Regions from separate parts of the Homo sapiens genome. Here regions 1 and 2 are each linked to region 3. The links are chromatin contacts, found by Hi-C or POLR2A ChIA-PET in ENCODE. All regions are on one chromosome and are shown on one strand. Each heading gives the region's core, a stretch centred on a gene start or an enhancer-like site at or near the end of the contact. The rest is flanking DNA. Distances are from core to core; before and after follow the strand shown.

Region 1 (2,700 bases), core at 201-2,700, 1.3 Mb before region 3:
CTCTCTGTGGTGGAGAACCACAGCTGCAGAGTAGGCAGCTGCCTCCAGGATGAGTTACTTGAAATTTGCCTTGAGTGTGTTACCTCCTTTCCAAGCTCCTCGTGATAATGCAGACTTCCTGGAGTACAAACACAGGATTTGTAATTCCTTACTGTAACGGAGTTTAGAGCCAGGGCTGATGCTTTGGTGTGGCCAGCACTCTGAAACTGAGAAATGTTCAGAATGTACGGAAAGATGATCAGCTATTTTCAACATAACTGAAGGCATATGCTGGCCCATAAACACCCTGTAGGTTCTTGATATTTATAATAAAATTGGTGTTTTGTACTGTGGTTTCTTATGTTTCCGGCACACCAAACGGCCCACTGCCTTTTGCAGCGCACTTTTCAGCTGCGGATGTCTCCTCTTTTATCATCCTCAATGTTTTACCCCCTAACTGCATCACCTTTTCCCTTAAGCTTTTTAATTCCTATGAGGCCCCTTCCACTTCCCCTATCCCCTTAGGCCCACCCCCAAGAATGTGCAAGACCCCAGCCACAGGGCCCATCAGGGCACTAGCGGCCGCAGCTCAGAGCCGTGGCCTCTCCGAAGTGGCAGATGGGGCGGGCGCGGCCAGAGCAAGTGCCAGGCGGGAACAGAGGGACTGGGCGCGCCTCACAACTCACCACCTCGCCCGCTGGTCCTTCCTGGCTCGCCTGGCTCTGAAGCTGCACCTGGAGGGGAAACCTCAGAACAGTAGGCGGGATTGCCTAGTAAATATCTCCCATTCAGGGAGGCCCAGGTCGTGTGACGTCGACAGTTGCTGGGTAGATGAGGCCAACACAGGTTGCAAGAAGAGGCGGGGTTTAGAGGCGTGAAACTCCGCAGTGCTCAGCCAAGCAGGGAGCAACGCTAGGAAGGGCGGGCAGAAAGGGCACGCTCTTGTGGGTGACTACAGGTTAGGAGACCGTTGAACCTGGAGGGGCCCTAGGATGGACCCCGTGGAAAGATTCAGAGACTGCGCCCTCTCCCTGGCGCCGCCTTCCCCTACACGCGGCGGGTATATTCTGTTGCAGTTGGCCCAGGACCTGTTTCCAAGACTCTGCCCCCTCGCACTTCCGTCCCTCCTGGTTTTGTAAAGTGATGCTCATAGGAACCCCCACCCCGCGTGACACTACTCCCAGCTCCTGGCTGACTTCTAGTCTTCTGGTTGAAGCTGCGCCTTTAGATGACACGACCCTACCCACCCCTGTTTCCAGCGGATGCCCGGGCCTGGAGGTACCTCTTACTGTAACCCATCGCCAAGTGGGCTTTTGAAGGCGCCTGTTCCTTTCTCGCTTTCTTCGGAAGACCCTTGACCCATCATTCCCCCGACCCCCATAACGGGAGAGCAGAGAAGCCGGTCCCCAGTGTGATGGTCCTGGTCCAGGCACTAACTGTCCTTTTCTCGGAAAAGGCAGGGGGATGTGGAAAAGAGTCTTGTTCCCTCCCCTTCGATCTGTGGCTTTCGCTTTCACTTCCTCCTCCGAGAGCGGACAGATCTCTGGGTGCTGGGCGGTCATGGCGCTACTAGATGTATGCGGAGCCCCCCGAGGGCAGCGGCCGGAATCGGCTCTCCCGGTTGCGGGAAGCGGGCGTCGCTCGGACCCAGGACACTACAGTTTCTCTATGCGATCTCCAGAGCTCGCTTTACCCCGGGGAATGCAGGTCGGGGCAGTAGGGAAGCCCCTAGGGATGCAGGGAGGCGGGCGCTGAGGAGTGGAGGGTCGCCTGAGAGGAGGAGGCGAGAGCGGGAGCGCGGGGTACAGGGTCGGGGGTAGCCTTCAGTCCCGGAGAGCGCCAGACCCAAAGAAGAGGCCACATGGGGATGGGGCCTGAGAGGAGGAAGTGCAAGTTAGGACAAAGAGTTACAGGTGAGGTGGGGGCTCCCAAAGGAAGACAAGAGAACTTTCCTGCCCTTGTCCACACACAAATGGTGGAGCCTTTTTCATGGGGTTATCACATGATATAGGAGGTGTGTGGTGTCTTGGGAAACCTATGAAATTTGCCTGCTGGCCTCCTCTCAGCAACTCACTGTTGCGCGACTTAGAACAAGTCACTTAGTCTAGGTCCCAAGCCCCTCTTCTGTAAAGTGAGGATACTGTTACTAAACGTGTTTTGTGAGGGTTGAATGCTTTATGCATGGAAGAAACCCTTTAAGTCACTCTCAAAATTTTTTAGTAATGGTAACATGTGCTTGCTTTCATTTCTGTTGTGCTGGAAAATGGAAAAGGTTGATACTGGCATGCCTCTTCTTTTCCTTCTCCCAAGCCATTTCCTTCTAGAGATTGGTTATTAACTGTTTCATTTATTGATGGTTAGATCATTTCTGCATATCTCCTCACCCTCATACTCCCTAAAACCTTTTCCTGGAGCCTCTTACTACAGAATTTTTCATTGCCTTTCTCAACCTCTTTTCTCTTATCAGCCCACAGAATTCTTCCAGTCCCTGGGTGGGGACGGAGAAAGGAACGTTCAGATTGAGATGGCCCATGGCACCACCACGCTCGCCTTCAAGTTCCAGCATGGAGTGATTGCAGCAGTGGATTCTCGGGCCTCAGCTGGGTCCTACATTAGTGAGTGTATACGCTCCAGCAGGCAGAATCTGGGGAGCTGGGCTCTCCTTTCCACAGGAGGCCAACTCTGCAACAAAGTGGAAGTGGATATTGATTTAGGACACAC
Region 2 (4,528 bases), core at 1,409-3,908, 1.9 Mb before region 3:
CCCACATCTTCTTGGCTTCTCTTTTCACCCCTATGTTTTCATTTCTCCTTCCTAGCCCCTCTCCCAAGACTCTGTCCCTCTATTTCCTTGATGTTTTCCTCATCACTCAGCTCCCACCCCCAAATTATTTCTGCAGCTTTTTCCCCAACCCAATCCTTCTACCTTCCCACCCCTTTCTGGCGCTTTCTTTCCCCTTCATCATTTTCCCTTCAGCCCCCTTTCAAGGCCCATTTCCTGGCCCCTCCATCCCTTATCTACCCCTATCCCTCTGGCCTCCAATCCCTCCTTCCCGGTTGCTCCCACCCCTGCCTTCCCGGTCCTCCCCTCTCCCTCCATTTCAGCCGCTCCCTTCCCTCGGCCCCGACTCTCCCCCGCCCCCTGCCCCTCCCCCTGTTGCCCCCCATATGGCCCTCCCCCTCCCCCCACCACGTACCTCTGAAGGGGGCATAGGACATCGCGGGGATGCTCCCCCGATGGATGGAGGCTCGAGACCTGCTCATCAGGCCTGGGGGGAGGGGGCGGGGGGACGGGGGAGAAAGAAGAGAGAAAGAGGGGGAGAAAGAGGGGGAGAAGGAGGAGGAGGTGGAGGAGGAGGAGGAGGAGAGAGGAGGAGAGAGGAGCAGAGAGAAGCAGAGAGGAGGAGAGAGGAGGAGGAGGAGGAGAATAAGAGCCAACGGCAGCAGCGGCAGCCGAGAGAGAGGGGGGGCGGGGGAGCGAGCGAGAGCGAAGAGAGCAGGAGGAGGAGGAGGAGGGAGAGACTCTGCAGCCCCCACCCCTACTCCGGGAGGCCCAGATTGTGAGAGAGAGAGAGACCCCTGACTCAAAAACACACCAGAGAGAGACAGAGGTCCTAAAGATGCAGACCCCAGACCCTGAGACAGAGAGACCCTAGACCCACAGAGAAAGATACTTCACCACCCCCCACTGTGGGGTAATTTGAGACACAGGGCCAAAATCTAGAGGAAAAGAGACTCCTGATTTGAGGAAAAAACGACCCCAGATCCCCCAGAGAGAGAAGCTCAATATCAAAATCTGAAAATCCAGTCTAAAAAGGGTTCTCCATACCTACAGATATCTTAGACTCCAGACCCTGAGATGATGATTTCAGGGACCAGGACCTGAGACCTAGACTCAGAAAAAGATGAGGCCCAGATTCAGAAAGAGCCAGATGTAGAATTAGAGCTTAGAGAACTCAGACCTAGAAAGAGACCCCAGACTCAGATCTCAGAGACTGATAACTTAGAGACAGAGACACTCCTGACTTAAGGGGAGATAGAGACTTCAGCTGGTCCGGAGATGGACAACTCAGAGACCCAAAATTCATGAAGAAGACTTCGAAAGACCTCAGAGTGCGACCACAGACCCTGAAACATAGAAACCCCCCAAACCAGAAGCATAAAAGGAAACTCAATCCTAAGAAAGATCTCCACACAAATACTGAAAGACCCCTCCGAAATCTGTCTCAGAGACAAACTCCAAACTCAAAGACAGAGATCTCAGGGAACCTCCCCTCCCCACTTCCCTGCCCTAGAACCTCCGAGAGGTATAACCCTGACGTCAGCCTGGGAAACTCCGAGGCATCCCCACCACCAGACCAATGACCTCAGACCTTGAAGGGAGGGGAAATATTGGGTGGGGGCAGTGGCAAGAGCTTTTTTCTCTGCACCTCCTCCCACCTCTCTGCCTCTCATTGGCCCCTCTCTCCATTTTTGGGTCACAGGATGTGCTTGGGCCCCAGGGAAGTTATGTAGGGCAGGTCCTGGCTCCTTGGGGGATGGGTTAGGGAAAGGAGACCCGAGGCTGAGAGGTGGACCAATCCTGGGGAGTGGAATAGGCAGGGAAGAGGGGACAGAAGGACCATCACCACTGTCCCCATCCTGCAGCCCTCGTTCTCCTTCCCTCTGATTCAGTAGTCTGTCTCAAGCTTTGGGTTTTCAATTAAGATGGCTAGGCCCCATTTTCACCATCCTCTACCACAGGGTCTCGCTCTGTTTTAAAATGCTTCTTTCCTCAGCTAGCTATTGTCTTGCCATGCCCGTGCCTGCCTAATCACTCCCTGCTACCCAGGGACAGCGGGCTTCTAGATCACCGTTGTTCATTCCCAAACCCAGGCATATCTCTGCCCAACTAAAAGGGCAGGGGGCGCTCTCTTAACCCCTGAGTTTGGGGTGAAGGGTCCTTCTCAGACCCTCCCACTCCTTAAGACCTCGGAAACAGTGCAGGGGAGGTCACTAGGCACATTGTGGGGTTTAAGGATGATTCCCCACTCCACAGCCTGACGCATCGACTCTGCGGGGTCTCTGGCCCCCCTTTCCTGGAACCAGCTCTCGCCTCACGTGGCCTGCGAGGCTGGCCTGTGATTGGCCACTTGGCGTCACTCACTGAGTGCCGCCGCCGAAGAGGACCGGCCCCCTCACGTGACAGTGGAACGCCGCAGCGGCTCTCCTCAGCCAGCAAGTGGCAGTTTCGGGTTCACACGGAAACGGGCGTGCCATTTCCGCGCACGTCTGCAGATGCGGTAGTCGATTGGTCAAGTCTCCCATGGCTCCTCCTTCATCAGGAGGTGGGCAAACCGCGCCATGATAGGGTCGGGATTGGCTGGCTCTGGAGGCGCAGGTGGTCCTTCTTCTACTGTCACATGGTGCGCGCTGTTTTCTAATCACGTGGCTGCCACCCAGGTAAGAAGAGGCCGCTCTTCCTGGGGTTGTTTCTCCGTGTGACGTGTGGCCTTTGAGATCAACTCTCCTGTACCAGCGTAGGCCGCATGAGTGGGGGGCGGGCTCCCGCGGTCCTGCTCGGCGGAGTGGTGAGTGACCGGCCCCGCCCCGCCCCTTCCGGTCCTCGAAGCCTCGACCGCTACCCGCACCCTAAATCCCAGAGGTTGGCCCCCTGAGGTGTGAGTGAAATGAGCTTTTGCTTTATTTTCCAAGTTTCTCTCTCACCTTCAGGGGCATTCTTCGGGGGTGCATCAGAGGGAGGGCAGAGCCTGAGGATCTAAGCGAAGGCTTCCCCGGGTGTAATTTCCTGGGCTGTTTGTGAGGAGAGATCGAATTCGCCTCCTGCTCTCAGGCCTCTCTGCTCCTGTCTTTTGTTTGGATGCCGGCGCTGCTGCCTGTGGCCTCCCGCCTTTTGTTGCTACCCCGAGTCTTGCTGACCATGGCCTCTGGAAGCCCTCCGACCCAGCCCTCGCCGGCCTCGGATTCCGGCTCTGGCTACGTTCCGGGCTCGGTCTCTGCAGCCTTTGTTACTTGCCCCAACGAGAAGGTCGCCAAGGAGATCGCCAGGTAGGGACCTCGATGTGCAGCGAGAAAGGATGATCATGAAGGGACAGTTGGGGGTGGGGCAGAAGAGTGCTGCTTTCTCCTTTCTCCAGCTCTGGAAGCCTGTCTCTGGGCTGCCAGTACAAAAACTGGGGTTATGGGGTACTCTGAATGGGACTGTCTCTTCACTCCAGGGCCGTGGTGGAGAAGCGCCTAGCAGCCTGCGTCAACCTCATCCCTCAGATTACATCCATGTGAGTCATAGGAGTTGGGGGGTTAACCTAACTGTAGGAGCTGACTGGGAACCTCTTTCCTGGGGGAAATTCTTTGCTCCCCACAACTCTCCCCCTCTGACCTTTCAGCTATGAGTGGAAAGGGAAGATCGAGGAAGACAGTGAGGTGCTGATGGTGAGAAACATTTCCCCCACCCAACAAAATATCCCCAATCCCTGACCCCTTTAGCCCTTACCCCTCTTCTGAGAAACTGAACTCAATCCCACTCCTTGATTCAACCATGTTTATCTTTGTCCCTTAGATGATTAAAACCCAAAGTTCCTTGGTCCCAGCTTTGACAGATTTTGTTCGGTGAGAACTTTGAGATGGATGGGGTGAGGGTGTGTACTGTGTGGGTGTGACTTGCTGGGCAGTCTAGGGCTTGCGTGTAAGGGAGTGGGTTCTTTTGGGTAAATCTTTGAGTGATCCCCTTCCCCCACCCACCTATTTTGTAGTTCTGTGCACCCTTACGAAGTGGCCGAGGTAATTGCATTGCCTGTGGAACAGGGGAACTTTCCGTACCTGCAGTGGGTGCGCCAGGTCACAGAGTCAGTTTCTGACTCTATCACAGTCCTGCCATGATGAGCCCTGTTCCTGCTCATCATGAAGATCCCCGCGATACTTCAACGCCTTCTGACTTCCAGGTGATGACTGGGCCCCCAATAAATCCCGTCTTTGGGTCTCTCTGCCTTTTGCCTGTTTTTTGTCATGTATGCAAATTTGTTGGGAGAATATAAGTGCTTCTAGTCCCTGTATTCTCTACATCTTTCAGAATGACTCAGAGCTGCTAGATTTGTTTATTTCTCTTTATTTCAATCATACAGAGTCCGGGATCCCTTATCATCCTCCCTCCTCAGTCTCTGCCCCCAGGGGTTAAATAATTTTAAAAAATATTTAAAAAGCTGTAACAAAATAACATCAAAGGAAATGGGAAGGATGGGAGGGGTCAGGAATCATGAAGGAGGGTAGAGAAGAGGGCCTCTTCCCCACTCCCC
Region 3 (4,459 bases), core at 1,781-4,280:
CTGCATGTCCCTGTTGATGGCAGAGCTGGGGTCTGGATGCAGGTCTGCTTCGGGGTAATCCGCTCTTTTGCCTTCCAGGGTCCTGCCTCTTACAATATGAGCTGTCAAGTTAGATGCCTGCACTCAGTAAACCTACTCTGTTTTAAGTAAAAACAACAAGAAACAAATCTGAATATGCTAGCCTATCTCAGGTACGTTAAAGGAAATTTTTAAATAGGGGGTTTTTTGACCATTTGGGGGAGTTTTGGGGGAGGGGCCTTCTGTCTATACTTGAGCTGGGGGATGTTAGGGTTGTTCATCTGGATCTAGAGGTTTTCCTGTAATGTTCTTACTCCAGAAGGAAATCTCTAGATGGGGAAAGAAGGTTTCAGCTTTTATTCTAGTAAGCAGGGCTCTACCTATAAAGAGCTGCTTCCACCACTCTTTTTTTTTTTTTTGAGACGGAGTCTTGCTGTGTTGCCCAGGTTGGAATGCAGTAGTGCAATCTCGGCTCACCACAACCTCTGTCTTCCGGGTTCAAGTGATTCTCCTGCCTCAGCCTCCCAAGTAGCTGAGACTACAGGTGTGTGCCACCATGCCTGGCTAATTTTTGTATTTTTAGTACAGATGGGGGTTTCACTATGTTGGTCAGGCTGGTCTCGAACTCCTGACCTCGTGATCTGACTGCCTTGGCCTCCCAAAGTGCTGGGATTACAGGCATGACCCACCGCACCTGGCCTCCACCACTATTATAATATCACCAGGTTCCCCATTTGAATCCTTCAGTGCCAAAGGTTTTGCAGAATTCAAATGTTTTTGGGACTTGATAGGGCTGACCTAAAAGTACACTCACTCTATATTAGGTAGCCCAGGAGGGCCTAGGCAGCCCAAGAACCAAACACATGAGTGTTTCTGCAGGGAAATGTATGAATATTGACATCAGTAGGATGAAAATAAATAATAGTCTTACTTTAGTTCAGATTAGGTTTCTGTCACCAAATGAATTTTGGTGGCAGCCTGATGAAAAATGTTGGTTCTCAGAGTGTTTTTGAGTTTAGAATTGTGGTTAAGGGAGTATGGACCTGTTGATAACAAAAACAGGAACAAGGCCAGGTGTGGTGGCTCACACCTGTAATCCCAGCACTTTGAGAGGCTGAGGTTGGTGGATCACCTGAGGTCAGGCATTCGAGATCAGCTTGTCCAACATGGCGAAAACCCATCTCTTCTAAAAATATAAAAATTAGCTGGGCGTGGTGGCATGCGCCTGTAATCCTAGCTACTTGGGAGGCTGACGCATGAGAATCACTTGAACCTGGGAGGTAGAGGTTGCAGTGAGCCAGGATCGCACCATTGCATTCCAGCCTGGGCAAGAAGAGTGAAACTTCATAAAAAACAAAAACAAAAACAAAAAACAGAGAAACAGGAACAACAATCGCCAGCATATACCAAGTGCTTATCGTGTGTGCCAGGTACTCTAATTATGTACTATGTCAGTTGATTCTCAAAACATATATGGCACAACATGGGTACTCTGAACATGGGCACAATCAATGTACAATGCTATAATGTATAACACAGGACAATGTAGCTGTTAAAAGCATGGACACTCTATCTAGTCCATCTGGGTTATAATCTCTGCTCTACCAGTGAATAACTGTAACTCTGGCAAATGACTTCTCTATGCCCTGTTTCCTCAGCTGGGAAATGGGGGATAATATCAGTACTCACCTCCTAAGATTGTTGTGAGGATTAAATGTGTTACTTTATAAGAAATGTCTGGCACATAGCAAAGGTTGTTATTATTTTAATTTTTACACATGGGCAAACTAAGCCTCAAGTAACCTGTCCAAGAATACGTAGCTATGAAGTGTGGAGCTGGGATTTGGAGCTGGGGTTTGAATCCAGGCAATCTAACTCCAGAGCCTACCTTCTATGCTACTTTTTGGCTACGAGCAAACAATCTGTCAAGAAACAAAGTAGCTACTAATCTAAACAGATGTGAAATTTGAAGACCAGTTGATCTTTGGGGAATGTTGGGTTCTTCAGACAATGGTAGCTCAGTAATGTAAAGGGACAAATGACAGCCACATGCCAACTTGGTTAACTCCTTCCCTAGGTCCTGATGACCAAATAACCAGCTTATTTCTCAACTATTGGTTGGCTTTCATTTCAGGTCTGGTCAGCTGCTTATGACCTTGTTCCCCACTGAGCAGACTCACCATCTGGGCCCTGGCGGGCAGCAGCATGCAGTGCCGTGTCCCCATGGCGGTCCTGGTGGGCAGGGTCAGCCCCGAGCCGAAGCAGCAGGCACAGGGCAGGGGCATCGTGGCGGGCACAGGCCCGGTGCAGTGGTGGGGGCTGCCCAGCATCTACATCGAGGCCTGGGTGTCGCTGGAGGAGGGCCTGGGCCCGGACCAGCCGTCCTGCAGACAAGTAACGACGAAAGCGACGTTCTCGGCGTTGGCGGCGGGAAGTGGAGGCCATGGAACTCTTGGGCTGGGGAAGGAAAAAAGGCAGCAGTCAGGACTTCAGCCTTGGCTGGTCCTTCTCCCTCCATCTCTGACATCCCCTGTTGTTTCTCCCTTTGGTTCCGTCTTTTTTTAATATCTTCAGCAAGAGATGAGGCCTAACCTAACCCTGATCCTTTATCAGATGATAGATTTGAAAAAAAATTTTTTTTGAGGGGGGTGATAGGATCAGAGGTTTAATTTTTTTAATGTAAAATTCGAGAAAAGGGTAAATAATTGGTTTAAGGCTCAGGAGCCCAGGTAAATTTTTAATTTTTAACAAAGAACTTTAAAAAAACCCAACAGGGCCGGATGGGGAAAATTTTTATCAGCAGAAATCTGAGTTTTAAAAAGTCACAGATAATCTCCAATAATGATCTAGAAATTGAATATCATGTACCCGGCAGACAGATGTGGAGGCTTCTTCCTCTGGAACCTGGGGGGAGGGGTTACTCATCAGACCTGCCCCCGCCCCCCCAAGTACCCCCAGAGCCGTAGGCCCAAGGCCTGTGTTTAAGAAGCTCGGAGACGGGAGGCGGGAAGGGCGGAGACACTCCAGGCTGGAGGAAATGGCGCAAGCAGAGACGCAGGTGGAGGACGGAAGTGAACTGTGAGGGGCGTTACCGGATGTCGTTCCGCCCCGACCGGGTAGTTCTTGGCCAGATCTCCCAGGGGAAACTAGGGAACTTAAATTAAAGGGGCCGTCTGAAACCAGAAGACTGGACTGGAGGCGAGGAAAAGGAGGCGAGGGGAGGGGAGGGAGAAAAGAGAGTTATTTGGAGGTTTTTTCCCGCCTCCTCTAACTTGGCAGAGAGAGGAGATGGTTCAGTGATGGACGAAAAGATGAGAAGACAGAGAAAATAGAGGAGATAAAGACAGGATAAAAATCACATTAAACATGGAAAACAAAAACAAAAACCACAGTGGGACAACAACAGGGACAGATCAAAAAAAAAGAAAAAATACAGACAAAAGACGGAAGAAGACTATCGTAGGATGGGGCAAGTGAGATGCAAAAATTTGGACTTGAGAAATATGTAGAAAAAGATGGAGATGTTAACAACGGGAGGCAGGGGAGGGGGCGGGATGGTGGAGAGAGAGAGAAAGGTAGAGAGTTAGTTTAGAATTAAGCCCAGAATGCTCTTTTCCCAACACAGGTTGCATGATGACATCCTTACCTTTTCACCGCATTCACAACCCTTTATGCTTCCTCTGTTACCACCAATCAAGTTCTCCTTCTCTCACCTCAGTACTCCCCCGTCTCCGCCCCTGCCTCATCCCTAGACCTTTCCGACTGGGATGGCTAACCTGTTGTAAGCCCGCAGCTTTGGGCCTGGTCTCTGCTGCTCCCAGGCGGCCCCTTTGGGTACTGCCTGAGCAAGAAGTGCTGGAGAGGAGGACCAGTCATCAATAGGAGGATGAGATTGGGAGAGACACTCGGTGCAGGAGGCTGAGTGAGCAGGGGAGCACTAAGACCCAGGGGTAGTGGAGGACTGCAGCAACGAGCTGGAGGAGGAGAAGTAAGCGGTGGGGGGTGGGAGCCATCTGGTACTTTGACAGCATTCAAAACAGCATCGGCCATAACAACAGAAATGGCCAGTCAGTCCCAAGGTATCCAGCAGCTTCTGCAAGCTGAGAAGCGGGCAGCTGAGAAGGTGGCAGATGCCAGAAAGAGTGAGTCTCCTCTTTCCTCCCTTAGGAGTTTGGAAAGAAAATTGGGGGTGGGGGACAGCAAACATTTTGGGAAAACCCAAGGCTGGCGGGAAGACAGACAGCTAGGGTCTGGAGGCTGGTTAGGAGGGAAGAAATGGATGGATATTAGAATCTGGCACCTGGTTGGCTGAGAGAAGGCTGTATAACTTTCTGGAAGGGACTGACTCCTGCTATTACATTGTGTGTGTGTGGGTCCATCCCCACTCACTGTCCTTTCTTCTGCCTCCAGGGAAGGCCCGGCGACTGAAGCAGGCAAAGGA

What was found. A loop is a pair of places that touch in the nucleus more often than their neighbours do. ChIA-PET counts read pairs that join two places held with the same protein, here RNA polymerase II (POLR2A). Pooled maps may share reads with other maps.
Region 1: a pooled map shows a loop between it and region 3 (4-fold over the local background). The contact joins the promoter of PSMB8-AS1 here to the promoter of NFKBIL1 in region 3. A Hi-C loop is called at or near these places in 7 of 50 pooled maps. POLR2A ChIA-PET finds 5 or more read pairs at or near these places in 2 of 52 experiments (CD4-positive, alpha-beta T cell and T-cell).
Region 2: a map of ascending aorta shows a loop between it and region 3 (3-fold over the local background). The contact joins the promoter of CUTA here to the promoter of NFKBIL1 in region 3. A Hi-C loop is called at or near these places in 1 of 168 maps with a recorded cell type or tissue (ascending aorta), 1 of 37 single-sample maps with no recorded cell type and 11 of 50 pooled maps.

Annotation. Positions count from the first base shown.
Region 1 is chr6:32,842,836-32,845,535 of GRCh38, reverse strand. PSMB8-AS1 (PSMB8 antisense RNA 1) reads right to left here and starts at 1,450. Exons shown (of 2, transcript NR_037176.1): 1 at 1,262-1,450; 2 at 1-118. PSMB8 (proteasome 20S subunit beta 8) reads left to right here and starts at 1,489. Exons shown (of 6, transcript NM_148919.4): 1 at 1,489-1,686; 2 at 2,447-2,594. The coding sequence starts at 1,540. TAP1 (transporter 1, ATP binding cassette subfamily B member) reads left to right here. Exons shown (of 11, transcript NM_000593.6): 11 at 1-327.
Region 2 is chr6:33,416,237-33,420,764 of GRCh38, reverse strand. CUTA (cutA divalent cation tolerance homolog) reads left to right here and starts at 2,658. Exons shown (of 6, transcript NM_001014840.2): 1 at 2,658-2,806; 2 at 3,070-3,284; 3 at 3,455-3,514; 4 at 3,623-3,668; 5 at 3,796-3,845; 6 at 3,989-4,323. The coding sequence starts at 2,765. The coding sequence ends at 4,115. It overlaps PHF1 (PHD finger protein 1), which reads right to left. Exons shown (of 15, transcript NM_024165.3): 15 at 4,326-4,528. SYNGAP1 (synaptic Ras GTPase activating protein 1) reads right to left here and starts at 700. Exons shown (of 19, transcript NM_006772.3): 1 at 434-700. The coding sequence starts at 500.
Region 3 is chr6:31,546,179-31,550,637 of GRCh38, reverse strand. NFKBIL1 (NFKB inhibitor like 1) reads right to left here and starts at 3,030. Exons shown (of 4, transcript NM_005007.4): 1 at 2,887-3,030; 2 at 2,199-2,475. The coding sequence starts at 2,943. ATP6V1G2 (ATPase H+ transporting V1 subunit G2) reads left to right here and starts at 4,030. Exons shown (of 3, transcript NM_130463.4): 1 at 4,030-4,160; 2 at 4,429-4,459. The coding sequence starts at 4,079. It overlaps ATP6V1G2-DDX39B (ATP6V1G2-DDX39B readthrough (NMD candidate)), which reads left to right and starts at 3,790. Exons shown (of 13, transcript NR_037853.1): 1 at 3,790-4,160; 2 at 4,429-4,459. RefSeq lists an enhancer at 3,997-4,459.